2 separate regions of the Homo sapiens genome follow, and region 1 is linked to region 2. A link is a loop called in an ENCODE intact Hi-C map of the cell type or tissue named here. Cell type or tissue: CD4-positive, alpha-beta T cell. All regions are shown on one strand. Each heading gives the region's core, and the rest is flanking DNA. Links, peaks and the distances in the headings are about the cores only. Region 1 has its middle 36 kb from the start of KRT76. Region 2 overlaps KRT77 (keratin 77).

Region 1 (15,690 bases), core at 5,421-10,420, 50 kb before region 2:
TGGATATTCTTCATCCCAATCAACCACATCATCATCTGTAAGTACCACTATATGACATTCCCGTTCCCCACTCCGGGCACTAGCTACCATGAGAGGGAGGATCATTTCTTCCAGATAAAATTCAAATTGTCTATGAGCACCATCATTTGATAACTCATGCATTAGGGCACTGAGATCTCTACATTTAACAGTACTATATTCAAAAGAGATACAAAGACAGTCACATGCTTCTCTCACTTCAGGAATAGATATGCCATCAGGACAATGGATTATTCCTGTTTTATAGTAATCCGGAATAGCTCAAAACACAGTGGAACCAATCCCCTCTGCCACCTCATACTCTTCTTTCTTATTGGGTCGTGTAAAGTTATGTTCTCGGCCAGATCCAAACATCTTGCCCAACATTGTATTTGGCTGTGCAGTAAAAATGGATGGGTCTACAACAAATCTAGTGTTATCCACTATTAGTGTCACTCGTTCTGACATTCTTATATTGAGCTCCTTCTTTTGCATTTTCATATACAAACACCATCTCCCCAGATGTCTTACAGCTACCACCTGAACTTGACTGACTACTGTTTCTGCTGCTGTTCCCAGCACTGCTAATGGAACCAATTGGGGATGCTTTTTGAGGACGCAGACTGCTTGGACGAGAGGAACTGCAGTCTTTTTCTTGTTCAACATGGTGCTGTCGTGTTGGAGAAGTCACATTTCTAATACAAGGAGTGAGTTGAGACTCTGTTCTTTCATGAGATGAATCTCGTGATCTGTCACTTGACCTTCGTCTATCTCTTGATCTCTTATGTCCCCCACTAGCATCACGTAGACTCATTTTGGTGTGGTCGACTCCTTTAGCAGTACGCGAGGAAGTACTTCAAACCTTTGAATCCCACGGTTTCCCCTTGACTTCCTGTCACGGTTAGAGAAAAGCAGACAGCGTTTCAGTCACAGAGTTGGAGAAATACCGCAGGGACTACTCAGGGAAAGCATTTTCCTCATCAAAGCAAACTCCAAAATCGCTTCTGCCGGTGTGGACCAACTGGAACTGATGAGAGTTGGTCGTCTTGAGGGACACACTCTGTTCCCTAGCATCCCCTGCTGCTTATTTTTAAATGCTCGGTTGGCGGGAACCCGTGTGCCAGCTGAAACTCCTTCAGTTTGGCCACCTAGGAAACATCCAGAGTCACCTGCATGGGCTGTCTGGGCAATAAAAACAGATTTAGTTTTTTCGACCTCATAACATTCCTGAGCCAATGGATGGTCGGTTCAGGGCATCCTAGAGAGATGGTTACAACTGCCCAGTGGTGTGCCCCTCTGTGCTTGTAGGAGTATAACCAGGCCTGTCGCAATCCAGTGATATGTCTGTGGTCCTATCTGTGGATAATAACTGGCACCTGGACCTCAACAGCATCATTGCCAAGGTCAAGGCCTAGTATGAGGAGATGGCTTAGAAGAGCAAGGCCAAGGCCCAGACCCTGTACCAGACCAAGGTAAATAAGGATCATTGGATCAATCTGGACCCCACCAGCCTTTTCCAGGGCTTCTGAACTTTACCTCCAGCCTTTCTGGCACCATCCCAGAGAATACATATTTTATTCACTAGGAAACCTATTGAAATTTCTTTCACAAATTTCCATAACTTGCAGAATCTTTTTTTTTTTTTTGAGATGGAGTCTCACTCACTCTGTTGCCCAGGCTGGACTGCAGTGGCACAATCTCGGCTCACTGCAACCTCTCTGCCTCCTAGTTTCAAGCGATTCTCCTGCCTCAGCCTCCTGAGTAGCTGGGATTATAGGCTTGCACCTGTATGCCCAGATAATTTTTGTGTTTTTAGTAGAGACAGCATTTCACCATATTGGCTAGGCTGGTCTTGAACTTTTGACCCCAAGTGATCTACCCGCCCTGGTCTCCCAAGTATCTGGAATTACAGGTGTCAGCCACTGTGCCCAGCCCCATAAACTTGTAGAGTCCTTATAGTGCTTTTCATTTGACTACCCGATATCTTTAAGGGCAACTGTGAGTTTCAGTTAAGTGATTCTTTCCACTCTACGTGCCTGGTGGGCTTTATGTGAATTAGGACTTTCTGGATTGATTCTATTGCCCTTTTCATACACATGTTTCAGGGTCAGGGATAATCTTTCCCTACCTGCTCTCTCTGTTCACCCAGCTGTAGCCTGGGGAGCTGTAGACCACAGCCAGAAGACATGATGATGACTTGAGGAGCACCAAAAATGAGATTGCGGAGCTCAGCAGGATGATCCACAGGCTGCAGGCAGAGATTGAGAACATCAACAAGCAGGTGGGGGCAGTTCCTCAAAGCCCAGGATTATGGCTCTGATGAAAGTGGTGTCCTGGGATGCCAGAGGAGCCACCTGGACCTAGCAGGTAGGGCAGCTTTTCAGACTCCTGATTGGGACCTTTTGCAACTGGGCTTGCCAAGTGGTACCACATAGAACAAGGACTTTACGCTGTCTTAACTTACATCCATCAACTTAAAGGCAGAATGATCTTCTCTCAATCTGGTAGACATGGTCCCCAAAACTTCATAAACTATGTGGCATTGAGTTTCTGGGATCTCAGAACATGGATTATTCCTTCCCAAGAGGTGGGAAGCAGGTGACCACTATCTCTGGGTAAAGGCTCGACAATCATTGGAGTTTCCCAGTATGGTTTATTTTATATGGATGTGAATGCTATGAGCAGAAGTTAGCATCACCAGCCACATAGCACACAGATTAAAGATTTTCACTAACGGGAAAGATGGAGACCTGTGTTCACCTGCTACATATGCAGTTGGATCCAGGGACTCAGTGCACTTCCTCCTCCTGCTTCGGAATGCTAACCTGGAGGTGGCAATTGCTGACACTGAGCAGCATGGAGCAGGGGGCGATGCTGACCCTCAAGGATGCCCAGGCCAAGTTGGCAGAGCTCAGAGATGCCCTGCAGCAGGCCAGGGAGGACCAGGCTCATCTTCCGTGTGACTACCAAGAGCTGCTGAACATCAAGCTGGGCTGGATGTGGAGACCGCCACCTACCAGAAGATGTTGGAGGGCGAGGAGTACGGCAGCGTAGGCACTCTCTGGTCAAGGCACAGAACCCAACTTGAGAAACCCATTTCACAGGATTATGTGGTCCTTTGGTTAGCTATACTGTGTTACAGTGATTTTTGTCTCTGCATTTCCTTCCCCTTGGTATACGGAGGCTCTAACACAGTGGCAGGGGACAAAGGAAGGGCTCAACAAGTGCTCGATGAAGTGGACTGTACTGCTCAGCACTCTCTCTTTGGGCTCAGAGATACAACTTTTATAATATTTGCTAGAGCAGAACACTAAGAGCCTGCCTCCTAATAGACATATAGTGCACCGAAAGGCAAATGTCAGTGAATCCTGGTGTGGTGGAGAATACAAAGATGAGTACCAGGTAGTCCTAACAGCCTGCTGTCCCTACACTTTAAGCTGGAGTTTCCATTTTCCTCAGAACCAGTTGCTCTTCCCCACCTTCCCTTCTTTGTTAATGTTAACATTGGACAGTTGGAGTCTGTGCAGTGCTCTGGAAAAGATACCCGGCCAGCTAGGTGTGGTGCCTCACGCCTGTAATCTTAGTGCTTTGGAAGGCTGGGGCAGGATCACTTGAGGCCAGGAACTCCAGAACAACCTGGACAACATAATGAGACCCCATCTTTACAAAAAATAATACAAAATTAGCCAGGCATGGTGGTATGTGCCTGCAGTACCAGCTACTCGAGAGGCTGAGGGAGGAGGATCACTTGAGCTCAGGAGTGTGAGGCTGTAGGGAGGCGTGATTGCACCACTGCATTCCAGCCTGGGTGACAGAGAAAGGCCCCATCTCAAAAAAAAAGACACCTGCGCCTGGATGCGGGTGGTGTCCATGGGCCCAGAAGGATGATGCAAATAGGAGCTGTGTCACTTCTGATATGGAATGGGGAATGTGCGGGGCACTCTACCCAGCTTGATTTACTCATCACACACACTGCTGAAGAGCCATGTTATCCCAGTTTTGCCCATGCAGTAACTGAGGCCAAGGTAATGGCAGAGGCATGTATCCAGAGACATATTACATTTCTATTCTTTGCATTCCCCATCCTAGAATCTCAGGGAAGTCCCTTCTCATGTCTAAACTCAATCGCTGATGCTGGAGCTCATATCATTGTATCCTGGCATCCCAGGGGCTAATTCCAAAAAGAGCTTGTCCCACCTGGGTAATTTCACCATAACCTTTCTGTGATATTTATTTTGTTCCTGAATAGGATGTCTGGGGAGTGCCAGCATCCAGTGTGTATCTGTGATTATGCTGTGCACTTCTTTTCTATCATTTTAGATGATTTCTCGTGGCTTTGTATTAGCTTTTAAACCCTAGAATTGTCTTCTACAGCCTTGTCCCTAGAGTAACACAAAGGCAGGGGCACAAGGGAGAGACACATAAGTCATATTTAGGTAGGCTTTATCTGATGTCCCATCCAGTGTATGTCCTGGGCCTCCCTCAGACAGGGAAGGCCCATAGGAGCATTGTCTCTCTCTCTCTCTCTTTTTTTTTTTTTTGGTCTTTTTTTTGTAGTGTCTTTTCACAAGTCTTTCCTCTGTGGCTTTCCTTGACCACTCATTTCTCAGACAGGGATTGGCATGCAATGGGCATTTAGGAAGACAGACTGTGACTGAGCAGTCCATTCTCATTGCAGCTGTGGTCAACCACACTTCTAGCAGCAAAAACATTAGTATGGGGGATAGTAGCAGCTCCAGCAGTGGCGACTGGAGCAACAGAGGTACCCAGGGTCTCCAAGGGGGTATTAACTCCATGGCTATTGGGAAGGATGTCTAGTTCAGAAGCACAAGTCTCTCCATGGATCAGAATCCCAGACTTGGCAGTTCATCCCCATCCTCCTTAGCCAGGATTGTGCAGACCACCACCAGCAGTGGCCAGTGCTCCTGCACCACATACTGAGCCTGAGACCTAATTCATGACTACAGAAAGTCCCCCTGACCTTTGCCACTCCTCTGTAATAACTCCTTTCTCCTCAGAGTTAGTGACACCACAATCCCATCCCCTTGGATGTTCAAAGCCAAGCCAAGAAGGGACCCAGAAATACACTGTCAAGCTAGGGGGTTAGACCTGAGCCAAGCCACTATTGCCTTCTTTCTTTCTTTCTTTCTTTTCCTTTCTTTCTTTCTTTCTCTCTCTCTCTCTCTCTTTCTTTCTTTCTTTCTTTCTTTCTTTCTTTCTTTCTTTCTTTCTTTCTTTCTTTCTTTCTCTCTCTCTCTCTCTCTTTCTTTCTTTCTTTCTTTCTTTCTTTCTTTCCTTCTTCCTTCCTTCCTTCCTCCCTTCCCTTCTCTTTCTTTCTTTTTCTTCTTTCTATCTTTCTTTCTTTCTTTTTCTTCTTCCTTTTTCTCTCTTTGTTTCTTTGTTTCTTTCTTTTCTTTCTTTCTTTCTTTCTTTCTTTCTTTCTTTCTTTCTTTCTTTCTTTCTTTCTTTCTTTCTTTCTTCTTTCTTTCCGTCTCTCTTTCTTTCTTTCTCTCTTACTATATCTCTTTCTCAGATCTCTGTTACCCAGGCTGCAGTGCAGTGGTGTGATCTCGGCTCACTGCAACCTCCACCTCCTGGGTTTAAGCAATTCTCCTGCCTCAGCCTTCCAAGTAGCTGGGATTGCAGGCACTCGCCACCATGCCAGGCTAATTTTTTGTATTTTTAGTAGACACGGGGTTTCACTATTTGGCCAGGCTGGTCTTGAACTCCTGAACTTGTGATCTGCCTGCCTTGCCCTCCCAAAGTGCTGGGATTACAGATGTGAGCTACTGTGTCTGGCTCACCTTTATGTTGTCTTATATAGAAACTCTGCCTTTCCTTCTTTCAGCTCTGTTTTTTTTTCTCCATCAAATTGTAATATGTTATGCTGCATTTTGGCTCTAAGTTTTGTAGAACAATAGAGACCCATTGTGCCTTCTGAATTGGAGGGTGATAAAAAGACTGCAGAAAGTTATGGTAGCAGTTGTGTGTGGACTGAGCGAGAGATGAGAAGAGAATGAGAGCACTGAGGGAGTCTTTGGGGTTAAGCAACCTGGGTCAGATAATTGGCCTAATTGCAGTGATATGCTTCCCTCTTTCTGGATCCACCCTAGGGCAGCCCACACCCTGAGGCTGGCATACTTCTTGCAGAGGCCTCAGTGGTCCTTGCCAAGAGCTCCAAATGGCTCAGTGACAGTCAACTGTCACTTCAGTGCCCAGCCTGGGTCTCTTCAGGGCCTTCCTCACTGCTCCCCTTGAGGTTTTTGGGCCAAGGTGGTGGGAAAATGTGGTCAGACACTGCCCATGTATCTTCCTTCCTTATTATTCAAGAGAAGCCAATCCTCTCCCCAGCAAGACTTTGCCACAACACTTCACATGCCCTTTTCCTCCGCATACTGAGATCTCAAGGTTATGGAAAACCAATAAATGAAGCAAATATATACTACCTAGTTATATACATAATTACTACCTGCCAGAAATTGTTCTGAGAACTTCAATATAACTCACCTAATCTTCACAATGATCTTACTGTTATGGGATCCTTGGGGTGTCACTTTTCTGGCCAGAAACCTCTGTGGCTGGTGGCACCTTTACCCAAGTTCTTGTCCTGTGTCCAGGAAGAGATAGGTGTACAGACAAGTGGAAGGTGAACAAGATGAAGAGGAGTTCATTGAGTGTTACAACAGCTCAGAAGTGACCCACAGTGGGTAGCTCCCCTCTGTGGGCAAGTTGTACCATGTAGAGTGTGCAGCTCTCAGCAGAGAGGAGGCCCTGGAAAGGGTGGCTCCTTTCTGTCGGGACGTCATCTCCACAAGTCTCTGAAGCTCTCAGCAGAGAGCGCTGCTCCTCTCTGCAGCTCGTCGTCCTGGCATTTCTAGCTATCAGCAGAGAGGGTAGCTCCTCTCTGCAGCTGGTCCTCCCTCATCTCTCCATCCTCTGTGTCCTTTCCCCTGCTCTGGCTGTTCCCTGGGCTTTTATGGACCTCAGAGGGGAGGAAGTGTGTGCTGATTGGTCCATGGGCTGCCCCAAGGAGGTACCACAAGTCCCCACTCCAGTTGGCGGGATTGGCTGACCGTTCCCCAGCCTTCAGGCCCTCCCTGACCTGAAGGTGAGAACTTACCGGGGACTGCTCTTTTCCACCCAGTAATCTGCCTGCCTCCCACTGCCATTCATGGCCCTGGGGCTCAGGCCCAACCCTGCTTGGAGATCAGAGCAGGCACCAGGAGAGGAGAGAGGCCAGGCAGCGGAAGCAGACACCCCCTGAAGCAGCAGGGACTGGAGGGGGGGCCCTTCCCGGGCCTCTGAGGGTGCACGCTGCAGAGATGCCCAGGTCCTGCTCCTGGGAGGGCAGTGGCAGCTGTACCTGGGGAGCTTCTGCCCCACCAACTTGGAAGGGGCGGGGCTCCTGCTTGTGCCTGGCTCCTGCCTCCTCTGCAGAGTGGGAGACCCAGGTCTGCTGCTGTAGATCAGGCAGCTGCTGCTGCACCCAGGAAGGCAGACCCTGCCTACTCCTGGACCTCTAAAGAGCACAGGGAGGCTCCGATCCACAGCCACATTTTGGGGGGCTGTAGCCCTGACGAGGAGGGCGGGGCTTCTGCTTTCTCCTTAGAACAGGAGGACTGGGTCTGCAGCTGCAATTTGGATGGCTGCAGCATCACCTGGGGAGGTCCCGCCCCAACTCAGAAGAGGTGGGGCTCCCACTGGCTCCATGGAGTGTGCAGCCCTAGCTGTGCCTCCCTGCTGCAGCCGCTGCCATCACTATGAGGTGGGTATGATTATCCTTATTTTGCAGATGTGGAAAAGGAGGTATAGAGACGTGAAGGTCACATTGTGTCACAGGTTACAGTTAGCAAGTGGTAGAGCCAGTGTGTGAACATAGGCAATTGAGCCCCGGAGTCCATGCTTGTCACTCCCACGCTATATTAATAACATAGGTGTAGTTTTGTTTCTTCAAGACAGTGTGTGTGTGTGTGGGGTGTGTTTCTGGTCTTCAACGGCACAGCGTTACTTTAGTGAGAGGCCTTTGAGTCTTTAGACGCCGTCCAGGAAGCGGTGCTCTGTCCTTGGTGCTGAAATCTGGCCCAGGTATCCGGTGGCCTTTTCTATTTCAGGAGGCTGACACTGTAGTCACTTCCTCCAAACTCAACTCTCCCCATTCCCTGCTTCAGCTCTGACGATTTGCATTTGGGCATACAAATTTTCTGTCTAAGATCAGGTAAATATTTGGTCCAGAGCCCGACTTTAAAATAGTCTCAGACTTTGTCTATTTTGTTATATTCCCCATAAAACCAAGACCAAAATAATTTGCCTCTAAGTCTTTATGAATAATAAAACGTATGAATATTGGCATGTTTTCCTTTCTGCCTCCTGCTGCTGGAAAGTATTTGTCATTGGTGATTAGAGTATTATATTTTCTTCCTATTTTAACATGGATTGTTATTTTAAGTTAACTCCCTCATTATTGTGATGACAGGGATATAAAAATAAAAAAGTCTAAGAAGCTAGTCTTCTCTTGATTGAGGCTAGGTTCATGCTGAGCCACATTAGAAACTGGACACTTCCAGAGGAGGAGAATGATTTAAAACATTAAGTATTATTATTCATTAATGTGGTAATAAAAAGAATATCTTCCTCTCTGGGATGTGTTGAAGAACACATGAAGTAATATATGTAAAAAACACTTTATAAGACAAAAGATGTTCATACTGATATTGTACTATACTTACACAAATTTTGATTAGCAACTCTATTCTAAATTCTTTAAGGAAAGCAACTGTGTCATATAGTGTTTCTGTGTTACACAATACTGAGCAGGAAATGTGCACTCAGTAAGCACTTGCTGACTGATGGACTGATTAAATGACATAAGGCATGCTAGAGCTTGGCACAGCTCCTAGAAAAAGATAAGTACACAATAAATGGGAGATATTGCTATCATTATTTCTAGGGTTACCACTGTTAGTTGATTTCTGAGGAATAAGACTCTCAAGACTAGAAGTGACTTCAGAAGCCATCAAGAGGAGCCTCCATTTAGATACCTATGTCCTCTCTAAAACATTGTCTACAGTGGTAGCCCACCCTGCTGTGGTGGGGAAATCCTCTTCCTCTCACAGAGAAGGTTAAGCTGAGTCTTACCATGTAAATTCCACTAATTGGTCCAAGTTTTCCTGTGGCTATAGGTAACAACCCTAAATCCCTTTGCGCACGAGAGTCTACAAATGTTTAAGGAAGGTTCCCCCTTTATCAGGGTCCTTCTCCAGGTGGGACACTTTCATCTCCTCTCAGCTGGGGGATGCCCCCAGCCATCCTCAGTGCTCTCCCATAGACATCTTCCAGGTGCCTAGAACCAAACCCTTCAGGTGAAGCCTGACTAGTTCAGGAAAAGGGTGGGCACAGAGCTTGTCTTTGTGCATCCTCTGACCTTGCAGGTAATTTTGGCAGCTGCTTTCTGCCACTGACTCACCTTAAGCTGGCATGACTTTATGTAAGCCATTGTGAAACCTTATCTCCCCATGGGGAACTGTGCAGCTGCTTTGCTTGAATGCACATGTGGGGTCTTACATTAATCTCTGTTAAATCTTTCTTATTAGTTTTGGCTCAAGCTTCAAACTGTCAAATTGTTTTTGGATTCTGACCCTGCCATCCAACTTACTTGTTACTCTTACTAGATTCAGGCAAGCTATATATTTGAACTACATGCAAAGATGTCCTTATTTGCGTGTACTGGAAAAAGAAACTGCTATTTACAGTAAAAACTGCTTATTCATATTAGGAAAGAAAGGTGTCATAATTATCTAAGGCAAGGTGGCTCTTCAAAAACTTTCTTTTTTTGTGTGCACAAAAAATTGGAATAAACAAAAACTTTCTTATGGAAAATGTCAAGCAAACATCAAAGTAGAATAGTGTAATAAACACCTGTGTACCCATCACCCACCTCAACAATAAACTCATCTTATTTCATTTCTACCCATTCCATGCCTCTAGATGGTGGAGCAAATCTCAGACATCATATTATTTCATTCATAAATATTTTATAAGTTTTTGTAAAAGATAAGGACTCTTTGAATAATATAACCACATTATAACCTTATCGCCCTTAACAAGATAAACATTAATTATTTAATATGATCAAATATCCAGTCAGGTTTCACATTTCCCCTCATGTCTCAGGAATGTTTTCATTAAAATTGCTGGCTTGCATCAGGGTCTAAACAATGTTCATACATTGTAATTGGTGGATATGTGTGGATTCCCATTCTTCTTCTTGTTTCTTGTAATTTATTTGTTGAAGAAACCTGGTCATCTGTGTGTAGAGTTAGCATCCTAAGTTAGTGATTTTTTCCTCCCCACAGTGTGATATTGTTTAACATGTTTCTCCATCCTTTGTCCATATTTAAAAGAATTTATCGCCAGGCGCGGTGGCTCACGCCTGTAATCCCAGCACTTTGGGAGGCCAAGGCTGGTGGATCACGAGGTCAGGAGATCGAGACCATCCTGGCTAACATGGTGAAACTCCATCTCTACTAAAAATACCAAAAAATTAGCCGGGCATGATGGCAGGTGCCTGTAGTCCCAACTACTCAGGAGGCTGAGGCAGGAGAATGGCATGAACCCAGGAGGTGGAGCTTGCAGTGAGCCCAGATCGCGCCACTGCACTCCAGCCTGGGCTACAGAGTGAGACTATGTCTCAAAAAAAAAAAAAAAAAAGCTTTTAATACATTAAAATGGACTTTTTGGGTGTATAGTTACATATATACTTTTTCTTTTGAGACAAGGTCTCACTCAATCGCCCAGGCTAGGATGTTGTGGCAGAATCATGGCTCACTGCAACTTTAACCTCCTGGGCTCAGGTGATCCTCCCGCTTCAGCCTCCTGAGTAGCTGGAACTACAGGTGCACGCCACCAGGCCTGGCTAAGTTTTGTATTTTTTGTAAAGATGGGATTTTGCTACGTTGCTTAGACTGGTCTTGAACTCCTGGGCTTGAGTGATTCTCTCCCAGCCTCCCAAAGTGCTGGGATTACAGGCATGAGGCAATGCGCCCTGTCTCCAGTTCCATGAATTTTAACACAGTTATACATGTATAGATTTATGTACCCACTCCCACAATCAGGGTGTAAACAATTTCATCACCTCCCAAAACCCCCTCGTGCTATTTTTTATAGTTGTTCACTACCCCCACCCCTAACCTCTGGCAACCACAGATCTGTTCTCTGTCCCTATAGTCTTGTCTTTTTTTTTTAAAGCAAGTTTTTATTTATTTATGTCAGTAGCACCCCTTTCCCAGTCATGACAATTTTTAAAAAATTATACTTTAAGTTTTAGGGCACATGTGCACAACGTGCAGGTTTGTTACTTATGTATCCATGTGCCATGTTGGTGTGCTGCACCCATTAACTCATCATTTACATTGGGTATACCTCATAATGCTATCCCTCCCCCCTCCCCACCCCCCGACGACAGGCCCCTGTGTGTGATGTTCCCCTTCCTGTGTCCAAGTGTTCTCACTGTTCAATTCCCACCAATGAGTGAGAACATGCGGTGTTTGGTTTTTTGTCCTTGCGATAGTTTGCTGAGAATGATGGTTTCCAGTTTCATCCATGTCCCTACAAAGGACACGAACTCATCATTTTTTATGGCTGCATAGTATTCCATGGTGTATATGTGCCACATTTTCTTAATCCAGTCTATCATTGTTGGACATTTGGGTTGGTTCCAAGTCTTTGCTATTGTGAATAGTGCCGCAATAAACATACGTGTGCATGTGTCTTTATAGCAGCATGATTTATAATCCTTTGAGTATATACCCAGTAATGGGATGGCTGGGTCAAATGGTATTTCTAGTTCTAGATCCCTGAGGAATCGCCACACTGACTTCCACAATGGTTGAACTAGTTTACAGTCCCACCAACAGTGTAAAAGTGTTCCTATTTCTCCACATCCTCTCCAGCACCTGTTGTTTCCTGACTTTTTAATGATCGCCATTCTAACTGGTGTGAGATGGTATCTCATTGTGGTTTTGATTATCTCAACAGATGCAGAAAAGGCCTTTGACAAAATTCAACAACCATTCATGCTAAAATCTCTCAATAAATTAGGTATTGATGGGATGTATCTCAAAATAATAAGAGCTGTTTATGACAAACCCACAGCCAATATCATACTGAATGGGCAAAAACTGGAAGCATTCCCTTTGAAAACTGGCACAAGAGGGATGCCCTCTCTCACCACTACTATTCAACATAGTGTTGGAAGTTCTGGCCAGGGCAATCAGGCAGGAGAAGGAAATAAAGGGTATTCAATTAGGAAAAGAGGAAATCAAATTGTCCCTGCTTGCAGATGACATGATTGTATATCTAGAAAACCCCATCGTCTCAGCCCCAAATCTCCTTAAGCTGATAAGCAACTTCAGGTCAGGGAGGGCCTGAAGGCTGGGGAACGGTCGGCCAATCCCGCCAACTGGAGTGGGGACTTGTGGTACCTCCTTGGGGCAGCCCATGGACCAATCAGCACACACTTCCTCCCCTCTGAGGTCCATAAAAGCCCAGGGCACAGCCAGAGCAGGGGAAAGGACACAGAGGATGGAGAGATGAAGGAGGACCAGCTGCAGAGAGGAGCTACCCTCTCTGCTGATAGCTGGAGATGCCAGGACGACGAGCTGCAGAGAGGAGCAGCCTAGAACGTACAGTGCATTCATTTGATGGTCTGGGCGGGAGTTAGGCTTTACTCTGAACTACCCAGGCATGAGATGATTGCAGGTAAAGCCCCTGCAGGGCAGAGAGTCCTGTTCTTGCAGGCTAGGCACTGTCCAGAGGTAAGGAGAGTCACTTCCTCAGGACAAAAAGGGAAAACATTACCTTAGAGACTCTTGATGGCCCCTGCATCCCGAGGACCCCACCGCAGTGGATGTGGTTCCCGGGAGAGCTGAAGGGCTTTCTTTCAGGACCACACTGCACAATTAACTGAGACAAGGTCTCCTGTGAATATTTTATGTTTTAAGAGCTGGGATCTGACTGGCAGAAGTTAATGACTCAGGTCACCGGAGACAGGAGGAGCATGGAAAATCACCTAATTACAGCAAATGCCCTGATGTTTGGGGCTAGGTTCCAGTAGGAAGCAGCCCATCCATTGTAGGGAGCCTAAGTGTTTTTCTGCCTTGGATCTGGTGAAGGAAAAATGAGGCCAATGTCAGAGAAAAATCAAAGCAACTGGTGGCTCCAGGGTTAGGACCAAGATGTGTTTGGGATTTGAGGCATTGACCTGTTTTGGCTAGAAAATCAAGCTCAGGAAATTGTCAAATTAGTGAGCCAATCCACTGGGACTTATAAAAAGGGCCACCTCTCTCCTTGCATCAGAAAGTGCTCTTTCCTCAGGTTTTCTGAACCAGGACATCTTCCTGCATCCAGAGAAAATGATGAGCCAGCAGTCCAGCAGGACCTCCCAGGCCACCCAGGGCTTGAGTGGCCACTCTGCCATCCTGGTGTCTGGCTAGAGCCATGGTGGTGCCATCAGATCCGTCAGCCTCATGTTCTGGGGGAGGCAGTGCTGCTGCGGCCTATGCCGTGACAGGGGGCACCTTTGGCAGCAGGAGTCTGTACAGCTTTGCAGGGAGAAAGATCTCACTGAGGGTTGCTGGAGGTGCCGCCCAGGCTGGGGGCAGGTCACAGGGGTGCTGGGGGCAGGGCACAGGGGTGCTGGGGGCAGGGCACAGGGGTGCTGGGGCACCTTGGGAAGCAGTCTGTGTGGGGCTGAAGGAAGGGGAATGAAAAGTGGCTTTGGAGGAAGCTCCTTCAGCATTGGAGGGAGACCTGGTGGCTTTGGAGGACAGCCTTGAGGAGCCTCAGGCTTTGGAGGTTTGGGGGCCTTTCCCTTTGGCATCCAGGAGGTGACCATCAACCAGAGCCTCTGGTAGCCCCTGAACATGGGGACTGACGCCTAGATTGAGGTGAAGACCCAAGAGAAGGAACAGATCAAGACCCTCAACAACAAATTTTCCTCTTTCATTGACAAGGTGAGTGTCTGAGGTTGGAGAGGGTCAGAGGCCCTGAGACCCCCTGGGATCCCAGGCATGGGAGGCCTGGATTTGGAGACCAGGTCTGCTCCTGAGCCAGGGACTGGACAGAGCATAACCCTCTCCTCCATGGTTGATCACAGGTACGGTTGCTGGAGCAGCAGAACAAGGTGCTGGAGACCAAGTGATGCTTCCTGTAGGAGCAAATGGCCACCTCCAATGACCTGCAGCCCTTCTTTGAATCCTACATTGGCTGCCTCCAGGCTCACCTTGACAAGCTACTGATGGAGCGGGGTCGGCTGGAGGGGGAGCTGGGCACCATGCAGGCGCTCGGGGAGGCATACAAGAGGAGGTGAGAGGCAGTGCACCCGGTGGTGAGGCTCAGGTGCCCAGAACGTGAAGGTCATCTGGCCTCTGTGGGCATCAACAAGGAGCTGGGGCAATATGGATAAGGAAAGCACTTGACGGGGCTCATTGGTGGACCTGCCATGCAGCACTGTCTGTATGAGCAAAAGCTCTGCAGCCAGACTGCCCGAGTTTAAGCTTGACTATGTCTCTTTCTAACTGCACAATCATAGGTAATTTATTTAACCAATCTGTGCCTCAGTTTCTTCATTTGTAACACGGGGGTGATAACTGTACCTACCTTAAAAGTTTGTTTGACAGCTAAATAATTTAATATATGCTGTTCAAACAGTGCCTGGCAAATAGTGACACCTTATTAATTAATTAGTTAATACTAATGAAAGGCTCATCAACCAAATAGCTTGTTAATAATGCTGGTTTTATTATTACTGAATGACATGAACTACGAAGGACATAATAATGAAAGGTATTAAATGTCTACTCTGTGCTGGCCCTGTGCTTGGTGCTGGGGCTATAGCTGTACATGTGGAGCTCATGGGGCCGGTTGTTCCCATAGGGCCCTGTGGCTGGGGTAGCTGACTGCATTAGTGTGGCAGAGGCAGAAGAGTGGGGCCCTCAGTCATCGTGGCTGTGGTGTAGGGCCTGGACTGAGTGAGGGGCCCGGGAAAGAGAAGCTCAGGGGTGCTCTCTGGGGGTTCCCACCCTGTGGGACTGGAAGGGACATTAACTTCAGTGCTGACTGAGGAACACTGAAAGACTCCAGGGCTGTGGGAGGGGCCCAGGCCTCAGTGTGGGAGATGGGGAGCCATATGGGAGCATGAGGAGCAGGTGGGAGAATGGAGACTGCATTCCATGCAGTGTAGCTGGGCTTGGAGGAGGACAAGCTCTCACGCTTTTACCTCCATCACCAACATCCTGAACATTTATGCCAGTGCTGAGAAGGGCTGGGAGGACTCAGGGCTTCATGGATCCCTATGACTCAGAGAGATTTCTGCTTGGCTCACCCCTGAGCTGGACTGGCCAGGGACCTCTCCTAGTACAGCCCTCTGGTACAGCTGCAGCTGACCCACGCTGTTCCTCTTGCAGGTACTGTGAAGAGCGGAGCAAGCGTGCAGCAGCTGAGAAGGACTTGGTGCTTCTCAAGTAGGTGAGCAAGGATGGGGGCTGGATGGGGACTGGGATTGGGGCTACAGCTGCCAAAGCCAGGTTGAACAGTGCTCCTCAGGGGTCAGCCAAATTCCCATCGTGCCTATGAGACTTCCCAACGTTCCAGGACTTTGTCAATGCTGCCAGCCTG
Region 2 (15,690 bases), core at 5,112-10,111:
AGTGAATGAGTCCTGAATTGATTTCTTCACTCCCTGGGAGTGCCACCACAGAGTAAAAATAGAGAGTGGCAGGAATTTCTCACGGTGTTGTGAGCTGTGCTGACAAGCCTGGGAGAGCTGCTTGCCTAATCTCTTGCTTTGATAAGGTGAGCAAAAATGAGCCATGGGAGGTTGTGTTGTCTGCAAACATTTTCCAGCCTAGAGTCAGAATCCAAAGGGAGCTAACCAGGGTTGGCCCCTCAGAGGGGCGGAGTCTCAAGGGCCGGGGGATTTGGAGGACCCTCACTAGTGTCACGTGGTAGGGGAGTGTCTTCAGGGTTCCGTTCTGACCACACAAAGCAGTGGGTTTGCCCCTTTACATGGTGCCCAGAGGAGGAAGCAGGATTCTGGAGGGTGTGTGTTTTTGGGCGTGTGCGCCTGCATGCGGCCGAGCAAAGTCTGGAGGCAGCATCACTGCTGCTATCAGGGCACTGGAGCAGAGGCTCCACAGTGTCTACCTGGCTGAGGAAAGGTGGAGGCTGGTCATTACCATGCCAAGGACAAGCCGCACACTTTGCACAGCCAGCCGCCTCCCTGGGCCCCGCATCTTACCTCCATATCCACAGTTTTGGGAGAAGAGGTGGTGAAAATATTGGGTGATGTCCACTCTCCATTTCCCGGGAAATAGCAAGTGGGTAGTTCTCAAACACCTGACAACCCAAAGTCCTCACTTTGGGGCACTTGAATGCATTAGACTTTTAAAAAATGAGGACATTTGCCTTAAAAATTCTGTCTGCATTATAAAAGCATTTAAATGAGTTACTTTCCTGACAAACATCCCGGCAGACAGCAGAGGTGGTGGTGGCTGCAGGGCAGGGGCACCCAAGCAAGTGTGCTCAGGAATTAGTTTAATGTTCTAAGCCAAATTGATCCTTCTCTCTTTTTCTTTCTTCCTCTCCTCTATCACATAATGCATTTTGACCACAAAGAGAAAGGAACCTTGGGGTCATCAGTGTCTCAGATGCTCCGAAACACCATTTCCTTACGTTGGCATGGATAAATTGAGTGTGGAGGGTGAGTGCTCTATGATGTAAATGAAGGAGGTGATTTACCTTCAAAACCAGAGTGAGCTTAGTGTCAATTTTAGGCAAGTTGACCTTACAGCCATTGGCAGTCAGAAACCACATTGCCCTCTGTGTGTCTCAATCCCGAGAAAAGGAAGCTCTCTGACCCTTGGAGGAGCCATCCTGATTCTCTGAGGTCTGGATGTGTTGAGGGGGTATGGATGCTCCTACTTATGGGGGAGCTGCTCTGATCCATGGCCTGGGGTGGACTGGGGTCTCTTGCTCTTAGGTGCGATTCCTGGAGCAGCAGAACCAGGTGCTACAAACAAAATGGGAGTTGCTGCAGCAGGTGAACACCTCAACTGGAACCAACAACCTGGAGCCCCTCTTGGAGAACTACATCGGTGACCTGCGGAGGCAGGTGGATTTGCTCAGTGCGGAGCAGATGCGCCAGAACGCGGAGGTCAGGAGCATGCAGGATGTCGTGGAGGACTACAAGAGCAAGTGAGACTCCAGGCAGGGCAAAACAGGGGAGAAGCATGGCCGGAAACTGGTCACAGGGGCAAGACATTCGGCTTCAGTGTTTGTGTGTAAGGGTGGGGGGCGGGGCATGCAGGCTCTGCACTGCACAACTGCAGGAGGCACTGTTTTGTATGTGGCAACCCGGGTAGAATGATATTGGCAGCCAGCTGTCAATTGCATTGGGTGGGGAGGGGCAGGATAGCTTCATGGATGTTGAAACCAAGTAAGCCTGATTTCCAGTGTGGCCTCTGCCACTTACTAGCTGCTTACAAATTCATCTTTTTAAGTTTCTAGTGTTCACATTAGTAATGTGGGAATAGCAAGAACCTTCCTTGTTGGATTGTTGTGGGTAGATCTGTGGTTCTCAGACTTGAGCATGCATCTGTTTGCTGGAATCAGATTGCTGGGCTCTGCCCCCTGAGTTTTTGATTCAGCAGATATGGGATGCAGCAAGAGTGTTTGTACTTCTAACATGTTTCCAAGTGATGCTGATGCTTGTGGATTGGGGACCACACTTTGAGAACTGCTGGTTTGAATGAAATGATGCTTAATAAGTTCTTAGTATTGTGGCTGTACACCCCTAGCAGTCAATAAACCCTTGTTATTATGACTATAAACAGTAGGGGTGACGGGAGTTGTCGAATTCCAGATCAGCTGCTCCTGAGCCGTGCAGGCAGCAGAGCCTCTCCCTCCCTCTTCTTCCCCATGTGGGGTGCAGGGTGCTTCTCTCCCATCACCTTGGCATGCTTACTGTGTCGTGCCAGTAGAGATCCAAGTGTGTGTGAATCAACGAGGGAAAAGTGAAATCCACACTGGAGGTGCTGGTGGGGGGTGGGGTACAGAAATGTAGATTAAATTTTTTCTCTTCAAAAATATTTAGTAAAAGTGGTTGTTATTTCATGTTCTCAGTTTTAAGGAATGAATGAGTTTGACACATTTACAAAGGTAAAACATCAAAATAAAAATAGACATTCCAGGGACCTTCTCTGTGGCTCTGGGTTTTCCATGTTGGCCCGGGGTCCCCTCTGTTGGCCCACAGACCTAGGAGTTGGCTCTGCCCTCATCCATGAGAGTGCCAGCCTCTGGGAATGGACAGCCAGCACCTTGAGCAGGGTTCTCTGAACCCAGGACAGCAAATGTTTGGGGAATTCCAAGCTTTCTGCTGTAAGGAGGGACCTCAGGGAGCCAAGGTCAGCCTGCAGCCTTTCTGTGCTCCTTTGCCTCGCCTGACAGGTATGAGGATGAAATCAACAAGAGGACTGGCAGCGAGAATGACTTTGTCGTCCTGAAGAAGGTGAGGGAAAGGGGAGTCCTGAGGGTGGCTGTGGACCCAGGAGGCTGAGGGGAGTGAGGAATCCCTATGGGATGCTCTGTGACAACGGCAGGGTGGCCTCTACGGCCGGCTTGCTGTGTATGATGCCTGAATGCGGGGCCCTTACATTGGAACTGACACTGATAATGACTCTTCAGGAAGCCTTGAGTTCGTATCTCTCTGGGGTCCTGAAAGTGAAATGAAGTGAAATGACAGCTTTTGAGTGTCAGTTACCTGTAGCCTTGGGACCTAAGGAAGGACCTGGGGTGTTGGTTGTGACTGACTGGGATGTGGAGGTTGGTGTCACATCTCCTTCTGGCCAGGAAAGCCAGGACTTGTGGGTCCCTTATTCGAGTGCGGTGATGAATTTTTTAAGTAAGGAAATAAACCTAGAGTGGCTCTGCCACTCGCCTGAGCCAGCCAGTGAGCTGGTGGCAGGCAATGCCTGGGCAATAAAGTCAAACTGTTTCTGCCTGCTATTCAGGATGTGGATGCTGCTTATGTGAGCAAAGTGGACCTGGAGTCCAGGGTGGACACTCTGACTGGGGAGGTCAATTTCTTGAAATATTTATTTTTGACGGTGAGTTAAGCCTTTATAAGAACCTCCTTTCTTTTCTCACATCTCACAAGGAGTATGGGCTGTAAGAGGGGAGGCCTGAAACCCAACACTAGGGTCCCACTAGGGACTCATCTCCCCAGGTACCCCAACTCTGTGGGCCTGGAGTCAGCCATCCTCTCCACCCCAATCCTCAGAATCCCCAGGTCGGGGTAATGAAGATGGAAGGCTGGGAGAATCCTGAGTTAGGTGGAGGCGAATGTGTCCCTGGTTCATGGCTTCCAATCTGTCTGGGAAATCACCCAGACATATAAGGGGCAAAACCAACCAGAAATCTTCATTAATTCTGGGGAGTTGATGGAGCTGTTAGGAAACTCTGTGGGAGGTGACAGTGTGAGTCTCAAAGGGAGTGGAACCTGACCTTAGTGATGGGGGATCAAACACTCCACCACCCGGCCCTCTTTTGCCTGTGTCTAACTTGGGGGTACGTGCTCTGGGCCAGATGCTGTGTTAGAAGTTTATGTTATGGGTATCTCCATTCTACAGATGGGAAAACTGAGGCACTGAGGGGTTAAATTACTTGCTTCATTACCTAGCTAGTCAATGGTACAGCCAAGACTCAAAAGTGAGTCCAAGTGACTCCTTAACTAGAGTCCATTCTACTGCCTCGGAGTACTCATGTGGTTTCAAGGAAGAGGCATGCCTGCCAAGGAGCCCAGCTCACTATGGTGGCCAAGTCAGAGCAAGGCAGAGTGGCAGCTGCAGGAGAAGTGTGATGGGGAGATGGTATCTGAACGCTCCAGGTTTAGGCTCCTTCCTTCTCCCTGGAGGCAGTTAAGACTCTCCCTATTATCTCTCATTGCACACAACAATTCCAAGAGCTTTTCCCAAGACTACCTGGCCCAGGCTTCTGGCTTCCCCCGAGAGCCTTGAGGGAGCAGCAGAGGAAAACTGAGGCCCCCAGAGGAGAATGGAAGGAGTCAGCCTGTGCGCCATGCCTCGCAGGAGCTGTCTCAGGTGCAGACTCACATCAGCGACACCAACGTCATCCTGTCCATGGACAATAACCGTTCCCTGGACCTGGACAGCATCATCGATGCAGTGCGGACCCAGTATGAACTGATTGCACAGAGGAGCAAGGACGAGGCCGAAGCCCTGTACCAGACCAAGGTGGGCGTGGCCCCCAGATCTGGTGCCCAGAAAAACAGATTCTTCCCAGAATTGTCTTTCTCTTATTGCATTGTCTTTCTCTTATTTCTGAAGTAAAATGTGTTTGTTATACAAATTCTAGAAATTACATGTAAAGATTACCCATCTCTCACTACCGCTATTAATATGTTAATATCTCTTCTACCAGTTCTTTGTCGCTATTAGGCTAGTGGAAAAGTGATTGCGGTTCTCGCCATTAAAAGTAATGACGAGAACTGCAATTACTTTTGCAAAAACCCAATAATGTTTATTGAGAACTCATATGTGTTAGGCACTGCACAAAGTGCTTTACTTATTTATTATTATTTCATTCAGTCCTTACAACAACCAATGAGGTAAGAATTTCGTTATCACCATTTTATAATAGATAGTAGTGTGTGAGATTACTTAATTTCCCTAATGCCTTGTAGCTAGTAAATGGCAGAGCCAGAGCTTAATTAAAATTGGGTTTGTGTCTACAAACCCATTCCCCTCACCACTAGAATGATTTTTATTCTTTTTTCATAATGGTATCTATTAAAATATATTTTTTTTACTTTTTTTTTTTTTTGAGATGGAAACTCACTCTATCTCCCAGGCTGGAGTGCAGTGGCCTGATATCAGTTCACTACAAACTCCGCCTCCTGGGTCCAAGTGATTCTCCTGCCTCAGCCTCCTGAGTAGCTGGGATTACAGGCACGCGCCACTACACCAAGCTAATTTTTGTATTTTTAGTAGTGGCAGGGTTTTGCCATGTTGGCCAGGCTATACTTTCTCTTTTACTTAACACATATGGATACTTTTCTGTGACACTAAATAACCTGCCGCATTTTTAACAGCCTGGTATTATATTGTTAGACTACACCCTCCCTTATTAGATCAACTCCTTTGTGGCTAAGTTGTTGGGCACATCTTTGGTTACTTCTTTTCCATAAACTGACCTGGATCTTTTTGGATGGTGAAGCCTCTGGTTGAAAGGGCGTGGCTGACAGTCCAGTCACTAAATTCTGAACAACTAGCATTGATGACTGGCTTTGAGGATGATCTGTGGCCAACTCCAATCCTGGCTGACCTCTGTCCCACGGTCCTGCACAGTGTTCTGGGGTGGAATGGATTTCGACATTAGACTAGGAAGCAGATGGCCAACAGTGAAAAATAGCAGAGTGCAGATTCCCTTGAGTCGATGCTTCTCCTACCCACTTCAGAGCCCTGTCCTGGGGGTGGAGTTCTGACTAATGGGGCAATACAGAGACAGAAACAGAGATGGAGGGGAAATGAGACTGAACGTGGAGCCAATGGAGGGCCTCTGAGGACATGAGGTCCTGCTTGACTGCTAGGGAGATCATCCTGGAAAAGGGTGGGAAGCTATATGGTGGGTGGAAAGAGTGAGGGGGTCTCAGTGTGGGTAAGGACCAACGTGAAGGCTTAGATGTGTGAAAAGGTGGTAGAAAGGGCATCACAAAGCAGGTTTGTCTGGCTGGGATGAGAGTCTGCCCAGAGACTGGTGGGAATGCGGGAGGCTTGGGATAGTGTGAGTGTGTGCATGTATACATGTGTTTGCAGCCTGGGTGAGGGAGGTTTGGTATAGCTGTGAGTATGCATGTAGGGGTGACCACAGTGCAAGGTGGGTGGGAATCTCCCAGGGGAGAGCAGCCCAGACCTACTCCCTCCTGGAGGGGCTTGTGGTGGGCAGCACATGCTGACTATGATGCTGCCTTTGGCCCCAGTACCAGGAGCTCCAGATCACGGCAGGGAGACATGGAGACGACCTGAAGAACAGCAAGATGGAGATTGCAGAGCTCAACCGCACCGTCCAGAGGCTGCAGGCAGAGATCAGCAACGTGAAGAAGCAGGTGGGACGGGTGCTTAGGGAGGGCTGACCAAGCCCTGCACCTCCTACAATGCCCTGCCAGATCGAGCTCTGGAAACTTAACCATTAAATGGTCTCCAACTGTCTCTGGAGCAGATTGAACAGATGCAGTCACTCATTTCGGATGCTGAGGAGAGAGGCGAGCAGGCCCTCCAGGATGCGTGGCAGAAGCTGCAGGACCTGGAGGAGGCCCTGCAGCAGTCCAAGGAGGAGCTGGCCCGGCTGCTGCGTGACTACCAGGCCATGCTGGGGGTCAAGCTGTCCCTGGATGTGGAGATCGCCACCTACCGCCAGCTGCTGGAGGGCGAGGAGAGCAGGTGGGTCTGGCAGCTGTGTTTCTGGGGCTAAGGCTTGAGATGCACCCATGAAGCTGTGGGACTGGCTATTTGGAGAAAAGATAAGCCCCACCTTTTTGGGAAGATTGGTAGCCCAGGGTGAGCAGAAACATTCCAATTAGAGGCAGAGGCTGTGTGAATGGACAAGCCTCTTCACATAGGGAGAAGTCATTGTTATCATTCCTCCACCTCCAAGTAGAATGTCCTTATACCCCAATCCAAGCCTCTGCAGCTGGGTATTCACCCCCAATGCTAAAAGGCTTCATGAAAACCCTGAAATTTCTCTCTGCCCCACTGGCTTCCTGACCTCTGCTCATGCACACACATTTCCCTAAGGCTTGGGGACACCTCTGATCCAGATGTCTGTGGGCCACAGCCTTCTCTCCTCAGGCCCTGTGGGTCTGGCTGACCGTGTGCTTTGGTTTTACAGGATGTCAGGAGAGCTGCAGAGCCATGTGAGCATCTGTAAGTAGCAGAGCCCAGGGGCAGAGAGAGGCTGGTGGTGCTGGGTGGAGGGAGGGCCAGGAGGTGGCCAGCAGAGAACGGAAAGTCTGGCATTTTAGCTTCCAGTCCTGTGCAATAGACACCAAAGTAAGCAAGTGTAATGGCAAAGCCTGGAAGAATTCATTTGAAATAAATGGTTATGATTTCAGGTCTGCTTATCTTAATTGTTATGATGCCTTTTTATTAAATGATGCCTAGGAGGAATCAGCAGCGGCTAGAACTCTTTAGGGTACATATTCAATAAACAATGTAAGTGTGTTGCTGAGAGGAACCCTGGCATCCCTTTGTAGTATGAAGAATACTTTTCAAGTAGGAACACTTTCAATTTTCAATGTATGGGGTTTGCAAGTCGATGCCACGGGTGATCGAGGATGGAGGAGGCTGCAGGTGCAGGGGCGGGTGCAGGTGGGGGCCTTGCCCGGTCCCTCTGACCCCGTGTGCACTGTCCCCTACCCACAGCCGTGCAGAACAGCCAGGTGAGCGTCAACGGCGGCGCGGGAGGCGGCGGCAGCTACGGCTCAGGAGGCTACGGCGGCGGCAGCGGTGGGGGCTATGGCGGCGGAAGAAGCTACCGCGGAGGCGGGGCACGAGGCAGGAGTGGAGGCGGTTATGGCAGCGGCTGCGGCGGCGGTGGCGGGAGCTACGGAGGGAGCGGCAGAAGCGGCCGCGGATCCTCGCGCGTGCAGATCATCCAGACCTCCACCAACACCTCCCACAGGCGGATCTTGGAGTAGAGGCCTCGTTTCTGCCACACATCACGCCTGCCCCTCACCGCCCTCTCCTCAAACTCCTCCCCTCCACGCCCTTCCTGATCCCCTCTCATTCACTTTTCTTAATGGGTCTCAGCAATTTTGCCAATAAATTCGACTCTAATGGGGGAAGCAGGGTGGATAAGTCCAAACAGCAGATCTCTCTTTGGAGGGCACTGGCTTGCAGTCAGATTCACAGCTAGGCACATTCTCACTCAGACCCCGCTCTGCTGGCCCTGCTGCTGTTCCTGCTCCCACCTTTTTGGAAGATCGGTAGCCCAGGGTGAGCACAAACATTCCAGTTAGAGGCAGAGGCTGCGTGAGTTGGCAAGGTAGGGAGAAGTCATTGTTATCATTCCTCTGCCTCCAAGTAGAATGCCCTTATGCCCCAGTTCAAGCCACTGCAGCTAAGTATTAATCCCCAGTGCTAAAAGATACCAGGCATCTAGTTTAGCAATGGAGGGAAACAGAAACAGCCTGTAGAGAGCATCGACAAGGCGCATAATGGAGAGTTGGTATCTCAACCCCAAGCTCCCTTTGCTGTACCTGGGCTGCTCTGTGAACAAGAATCCACGCCCCCCTGCCCTGCTGGGGACCACATAATGATCCCTTTGGGGGAAGTTGCTGATTGCAGGGCAAGCTAGCTTGGTAAGGAAAACCTCTGCACCAGCGGCCTATTCCTGCCTCTTGGTCCATAGCCTCATACACTCATGTTGATGGATAGTATAGATTTGCTGCCCACACCAGATATCTGTAAGGCATCACTGTCCTGATTCTGAACCTCTGTTTCAGGAAGCATTCTCCCCTGTGTAAACAACTCAAGGTGGAAGTATTTCAGAGGGCATAGGGTCATGAATCCTTACCCAAAGGAAGCCTGTTTTAGCAGTGGATGCAGGAGTTGATGAACAGACAAGCAAGTTCTGCTTCTGTCCTGTTTCCTCCTGACAGCTCCATTCTTTTGAAGCCTGACCCTTCCTAAGCTCTGCATCATAACCACTCTGAGAATTGCCCCATTGGGTGGGCATGTGAAGCCCAGCTCTGTTCCATCCAGGTGCCTCGGGCCTGAGGAGTCTGAGGATCTGACTTGGGTCTTGGAAGGGTTCCAACCCCAAGTCAGTCAGGAAGCTGCCCATTTTTTTGCAAGGCATTTTAATGCCCTTTCCCAGACCTCTCTAGTCCCTCCTGCCTTCTGTTCTCTGTAGCTGTGAGCCCTTTGTGAGAATATGACTCTTAATTTTGAATCTTATGTAAGAGGCTTGAGATGTGCTGGAGAGGGCAGGAAGAGGAAAGTATCAGGCCTTGAGAGAGGGAATGTAGCTTTGCTTCTATGATCTGGAGTCACCTTCACTTGCTAGCTGAGTCCTAACACAACTTCCAAGTCCATGATTCTCTTGGGGCATTGGATGGGCTCAGTGTGGGTCTCTTAGGCTGTTCTTGTGACTTCATCATTTCCTGGTTCAAAGTTGTACTGTCAAGGGGCAGCATTTCTGGTATTTCTATAATAAATTTTTCTGTGATCTCAAATTGCTGTTTGGTCAGGAGATGCATTATTTCTTCTTCTTCTTCTCCTTCTTCTCCTTTGCCTTCCTCCTCTTCTCCCTCCTCTTCTTCTCCTTCCTCCTCTTCCTCCTCCTCCTCCCTCCTCCTCCCCCTACTCCCTCCTCCTCCTCCCTCCTCCTCCTCTTCTTCTTCTTCCCTCCTCCTCCTCTTCCTCCTCCTCCTCTCCTCCTCCTTCTTCTTCTTCTCCTTCTCCTTCTCATTCTTCCATCTTCATCTTCATCTTCTCCTCTTTTTCTTCTTTCTTCTAAATAAAGATGGGGTCTCACCATGTTTCCAAGGCTGGTCTTGAACTCCTGGGCTCAGGTGATCCTCCCACCTTGGCTTCCCACATTGCTGGGATTACAGGTGTGAGGCGTGGTACCTGGGCTATTTCTTTAAAAATTTCTGCAGACCTCTGAAATTATTTATATTTGGGAAGTTAAAATTTCTTCTTATTTTTTATTGTACAAGTAATACACAGTCTTGAAGAATCTTACAGACATAATCTTATTAATCCTTAAAGTGGCTGATCATCCAAAAGTCAATTATACATTTGTTCAATGAGCACTTATTAAGCTCCTACTGTGTGGCAGGCAGTGGCTTAGGCACTGGGAATGCAATGTTGAATGAACATGTTTCTGACTCTTAAGTTGCTCACAACTAAATGACATATTATGGGGGAGGGACGATTCAGAGAGAAGAGAAATCTGAGTGTGCTTCTAAGGACCTCCTAGCCTGAGAGTGGAAGCAAGGCCTATCCTGAGGACACAGGCAGACCCCCCAAAACAGGAACAGTGGGACTTACGACAGGTGCCAGTGCTGGGGAAGGGACGTTTGGTTCCAACAGACTCCTGGAGGACTGGGATATGGAACAGGGCCAAGGAAGAGAGGTGTGGGTGGGGAGATGAGGGAAGGGCCCTCCAAACAGGGGGATAGTCTGCTCAGAGACTCAAAATAAGAGAGAGTGTGGGGGTGAGAAGGAGCAGCTGGACAGGAGAAACTGAGCTAGGGAAGAAAGGGGCTGAGGCCCACAAACTGAGTGGGGTCATGGGCAGAGACATCTTCAATTGATGCCTTGAGGGAAGCAGAGATGCAGAAATTCCATAATGGAGCAAGTTAAGCCATCACCTCATCCTATGTGGTAGTTCTGAGTCCATGTAAAAGAATCACATAAAAGATGTGATCTACTTTCTAATTCCCTGGAGGGACTTTGATGAAATTTGGATATGGGATTCATTCGAATATGACAGGAACCCATATTGATAAGACACTGTGTTCCCAGGCACACCCCTCCATTCTGTCTGAGAAGTTTCTCCCCATCTCACCTGTCCTGGCAGCAGGCCTGTCAGGAGATGGGTAGGAAAGGGAGAAATGGGCAGAGAGGCTGTCTGAAGGGAAGCAGAGAGGGAGCAGACAGATGCAGTGCCCCACACTTGCAGCCAAGAGCCAAGAGCAGCCAAGAGCCAGGAGCACACGGACTAGGAAGGGAAGACATGGATGGAGAGCAGTGGGCGTAAACATGACTTTGAGTGTCCAGCTGGCAGGTGAGGAGACGTGAGTCAGAAGGTGTGGCAGCTGCTGGAGGCAGCCTTGGGAATCAGGAAGAGAGTCACGTCTAGAGCTTGTTTAGGCTCTTCTGGAGTCAGATCACTGTGGGGACTCTGAGCTCCAAGAACTGTAATAAATAGGAGCCTACTCAGAGGAAGGTGACCAGGACAGTGGTGGTGGGGAATCAGAAGCCCGATCACAGGAATGCCGGTGAAAGGCCAGGAGAGCAGTCTCTGGGGGAGATGTGGCAGCTAACTGCAAAGATTTGAAAGGCTTCCGTGGGACCACAGGAAGGGTGGCTGACTCAAGCTGATGACCCAGATAGGCAGTGTCTTTGCAGTTAGCTGTCACATGTCCCCTGAAAGGTGGGCTTCTCCTCCACATGTGGGCAGGCTCTCTGCCTGCCTTTCCCTTTTCTGCCTGTCCTCTGACAGGCTTGCTGCCAGGATAGATGAGATGGGGAGAAACTTCTCAGAGAGAATAGAGGGGTGTGCATGGAAACAGAGTGTCTTATCACTATGGGTTGATATGATGTTTGCAGTTAGCTGCCACATCCTCCCCAAAGACTTCTGGAGGGGCATGCCTGGGAACACAATGTTTTATTCATATGGGTTGCTGTCCTATTCCAATGAATCCCATATCCAAATTCCATCAATATCGCTTCAGGAAGCTACAACATATTCGGCTCAATATAAGAAGCACCTTTCTATGATCCTGACATGGGAGAGGCTACCTGGGGAGTGATCAAGTTTCAAGCAGAGATTGGCTAACCGTTTGGCAGGACGTTGAGGGCGGGAGTGGAGATGGGTGGGGATATGTGTATGGAGGCATCTCACATCTTTGCTGTACTAAGAGTTCACATGGCGAAACCTGAGAAAAAAAATTCTACTCTCTGTGTTATATGGGAAGAATAAGGTCAGGTGCCAGTGAAAGCTAAAGTCACAAAGAAGCCAAAGGCCCTAGCCAGAACTGTTAAATGAGGCTAAGTTTTCTGGCAGCACAGGGTCTATTACAGGGTGTGAGTTTGATTATCCCTGGGATCATGCATGTGTGATACTCTAATGGGATCCACGTTGGCTCTGAGAAAACACGCAAGGATAAGGCCAACCACAGCTCTCCTTTCCCTCCTCTCTTGGGAACAAGTTGAGATTGTCCCAGAAAATGTGGCCCTGACTTATCTCTTCCGAATTCTTGATTTTGTCCTGTCATGGAGGCCTGGGGGACAGATGGAGGGAATCATGTGCCTGAATCTGAAGAATATTGGAATAGAGATTCCACAAGGCAGGGGCAGGAGAAATAAAGGACAGAAAGGAGAGGAGTTGGTCAAAGAAGGCATCTCAACGTCTAAATGAGAAGTCTTAATTCGATGTTCAGGGAAAGAGAGAGTAACTTTAGGGACCTAAACAAGGAGGACTAGCACTAAGACACTGAAGAGATTTCCTGAAATAGACAATATTTCCATCAGAGACAATGAGAAATCCCATCAGGAGAAAATGTCTCTCACTTTCAGCTCACCCCAGTGAAAACAACAAGCAATTCTATAAACCATGTAGGAAATGCCCACACATGCATTATCTCACCTGAGTCCCACTCACCTGGGAGTGCGGAGACCAGGTGTGGGGGTCTGCAGTCCTTCTAGGGACCATGGAGTGCTCCATCCCTGCCCCTAATCAATGCTATTCCCACAAGGCAGATACTCAGAGGGAGAGCCAAGCAGGCTCATTCATCAATAAACCAAGAGGCTGGCAGGAGGGAGCAAACACCCGGGTTGGTGAGAGTCCCAGGGAAAGTCTGCCAGCTGCTCTTTGCTCTGAGAGGCAGGGTGGCAGGGTGGGGCACTCTGGAAATATAAATTTAGTTCCACCAGCTTCTCATCCACAGAGATTTTGATCTGAGGACATGGTTAACTGGAGGAGCAATCATTGACTCAGTAAAATTCTAACTGCATCTGACCTTAGACAAGGTGTGCGTTTCTGGGCTGGGAAAGTTCCTGGTCTGAGGAAGAGTCTCTTGAGAATGTCATCTCTTTTCAATTACCCAGCCTTTTGGCCCAGAATGCATCTTCAAATTAATGAGCCATTTGCTGGTTAATTTGGTCCCAGGGAAAAAAGTCCAGCAAATTACTGGGCATTACACTGAGCTTGAAGGTCCCTCTTCAAGGTTGCCCTGGTTTTATCAGCTTTCCGATCAGTCTGGGAAATGGGATGTCTTCAGGCTGATCAATGCTCTGTTGAAGGGCTGGCTGGGAATTTGGGGTATTGGGAGGTTTTCTAGCATGGAGGACGGGCTCCGAGTGGCCCAATCCCAAGCCTGGAAGGGCTTCCAGGGGGCTCTAAGTGTGCATTCTGACCTCCACACCTGCCCCTGTGTGCTCAGCCCTCAGTGTTTGTGCTCCCCCTGCAGAGCAGGCACTCTGCAGTGAGGGCAAAGGCTCCTCGCATCTGGCCCCAGCTCCCTCCAGCCTCAGGTGAGCCCGGTGATGCACCTGTGATCCCTTCTTCCATGTGATGCCCCCTAGCTTTCCCAGGGCAAGTCCGTGGACTTCTTAAGGCTTTCTCTCACAAGATGAGGAAATGGGCCCATGTCAAGGGCTTAAATGTCCTGTTCCAGCCTTTTCACTGTTTCCAGTAAATCAGGGGCTTGTTCTAAAGTTTGTTTTTTTTTTTCTGGTTATTATATCAGCTTCTGGGTTCTCTCAAATGCAAGAGTGAGGGAAAAATCTTTCCTTTTTTCCTTTTTTGAGATGGAGTCTCGCTCAGTAGCCCAGGCTGGAGTTCAGTGGCGAGATCTCGGCTCACTGCAAGCTCCGTCTCCTGGGTTCACGCCATTCTCCTGCCTCAGCCTCCCGAGTAGCTGGGACTACAGGCGCCTGCCACCACACTGGGCTAATTTTTTTTGTATTTTTAGTGGAGACGGGGTTTCACCTTGTTAGCCAGGATGGTCTCGATCTCCTGGTCTCGTGATCCGCCCACCTCTACCTCCCAAAGTGCTGGGATTACAGGCGTGAGCCGCCACGCCTGGCTCCTTTTTTCTTTATCTATACTCTACTATGCTTCAGTTTCCCTGGAAGGTACATAGAGCCTCCTTTTTACAGAGGAAGGAAACTTAGGCTCAGAGAGGGTCAGTGACCTGCCTAGAGCAGTGCAGAATCAGGAGCGGAGCCCAGGCCTGGCAGCCTCCATGGCACAGAGCAAGATGGGCCCCACCGCCTCTCTCCTCCATGTTCATCTTTGGTTTCCTCCTTCCTGGCCTCTGCTCTGCTCCAGCCTTGCTAGTGAGTGACTCCTGAGGACCTCCTTCTTTGCTGTCCATCCTAAATAGGGCTGCCCCTCTGTCTGCAGCTCTCCCTCCTGCATAAGAAGCCTTGGCCCCTCCTCTGCTGCCTGGCTGCTTTCAACATCTCGCCCCGCCTCCCCATTGTCTGTGATTTCTCTTCACTCCACCCAGGCCTCAATTTTCCTCACTCCCCTGGGATTTCCCTGTCCCATGTCCCTGGTGGAGTCCCTCAGGGCTGGGTGGCTTGTCACTGCATGTCTTTCTTCACTCTTTTCTTGGTCCCATCCCACAAAAGCTCTCAAAACATCACCACACCTGCTCCTGCCCATGCCCCACAGCCAGCCCCTGGCAGCCTCATCTCAATGATCAGTTCTGGGTTGTGTGTGTGAGTCCTTGGGTGGGGGTGTTTTGGTGCTCTGTCATCCAGCACCGCTGGGGTAACTCTCAAGTATAAGGGGCCATGTGGGATGCTGGGAGGACATCAAAAGACACAGGGGACTTAGTCTTGCTTTCCAAAGGCTTCCAGAGTGATTGAGGGGCCAGGAAACACACAAGCACATGCATGAAAATGAGCCAACAAATGCATCAATATGTACTAAGTCTGGCAGCAGCCGAGCTTGGAAAAAGAGACCAATAGAGCACTTGCCCGATGTGGACTGAGGAAAACTCCCTGGAGGAGATGAGATCTGGACCTGTCTGCTGCCTGCTTGAGCGAGAGATGAAGGCATTTGCCCACAAGCCCTGATGGACCAAAAACAGATTCAGGACCAAATGCTCAGGAATTGAGATCTTTGGTGCCCCAGAGCTTGACTATGGGTAGGGATTTGTGGCAAGTTGCCGAGGCAACCAGAAGACCTTTCAGAAAAGAGAAGAGTAGAAGTGGGCTTGGAAGACAGAGAGGAACAGGGATGGAAAGGGAAGAAGAGGGTTGATCAGTCTGGGCAAAGCACGAGAGTGAAGGGGTCAAGGCGTGAGGCCGGGGGAGTGGGTGAGCAGGGTAAGATGTAGGTGGTGCTGGTGGTGAGAGCAGGCCAATGACAGAAGGAGCCCATGTGATGCGGCGGGCTTGGACTCTGGAGTGAGGCAAGCGTGGCTTGTCAGTTACCTGCTGGATGACTTTGGGCACATATTTCAACCTCTATAAACCTAAGATGCCTTTTCTTTAAAATGGGGCTAAGAGCTCCCACGACGCAGACTTTGTGTGGTATTTAAATGCAATGTGGCTCCTAACAGCATAGTTGCTGCCTG

What was found. Hi-C counts contacts between places; a loop is a spot of excess contacts. Peaks named below come from ENCODE experiments on the same cell type or tissue, not always from the same donor. Only the 100,000 strongest peaks of a DNase experiment are listed, where the experiment ranks them.
Region 1: a loop joins it to region 2, with 1.9 times the contacts of the local background. A loop is called at or near these places in 1 of 110 quality-filtered maps.

The regions. Positions count from the first base shown.
Region 1 is chr12:52,733,962-52,749,651 of GRCh38, reverse strand. It overlaps the pseudogene KRT125P and the pseudogene BTBD10P1. Among named protein-coding and RNA genes, the nearest start is that of KRT76, 36 kb to the left of the region's middle. In CD4-positive, alpha-beta T cell, for the core only: no CTCF peak of the experiment used is centred there; a DNase peak (open chromatin) is centred at 8,081.
Region 2 is chr12:52,683,539-52,699,228 of GRCh38, reverse strand. It overlaps KRT77 (keratin 77), which reads left to right. Exons shown (of 9, transcript NM_175078.3): 2 at 1,333-1,547; 3 at 2,799-2,859; 4 at 3,362-3,457; 5 at 4,439-4,603; 6 at 6,349-6,474; 7 at 6,588-6,808; 8 at 7,257-7,291; 9 at 7,790-9,603. The coding sequence ends at 8,064. Among named protein-coding and RNA genes, the nearest start is that of KRT1, 11 kb to the right of the region's middle. In CD4-positive, alpha-beta T cell, for the core only: no CTCF peak of the experiment used is centred there; a DNase peak (open chromatin) is centred at 7,898; H3K4me3 peaks cover 1,004 bases.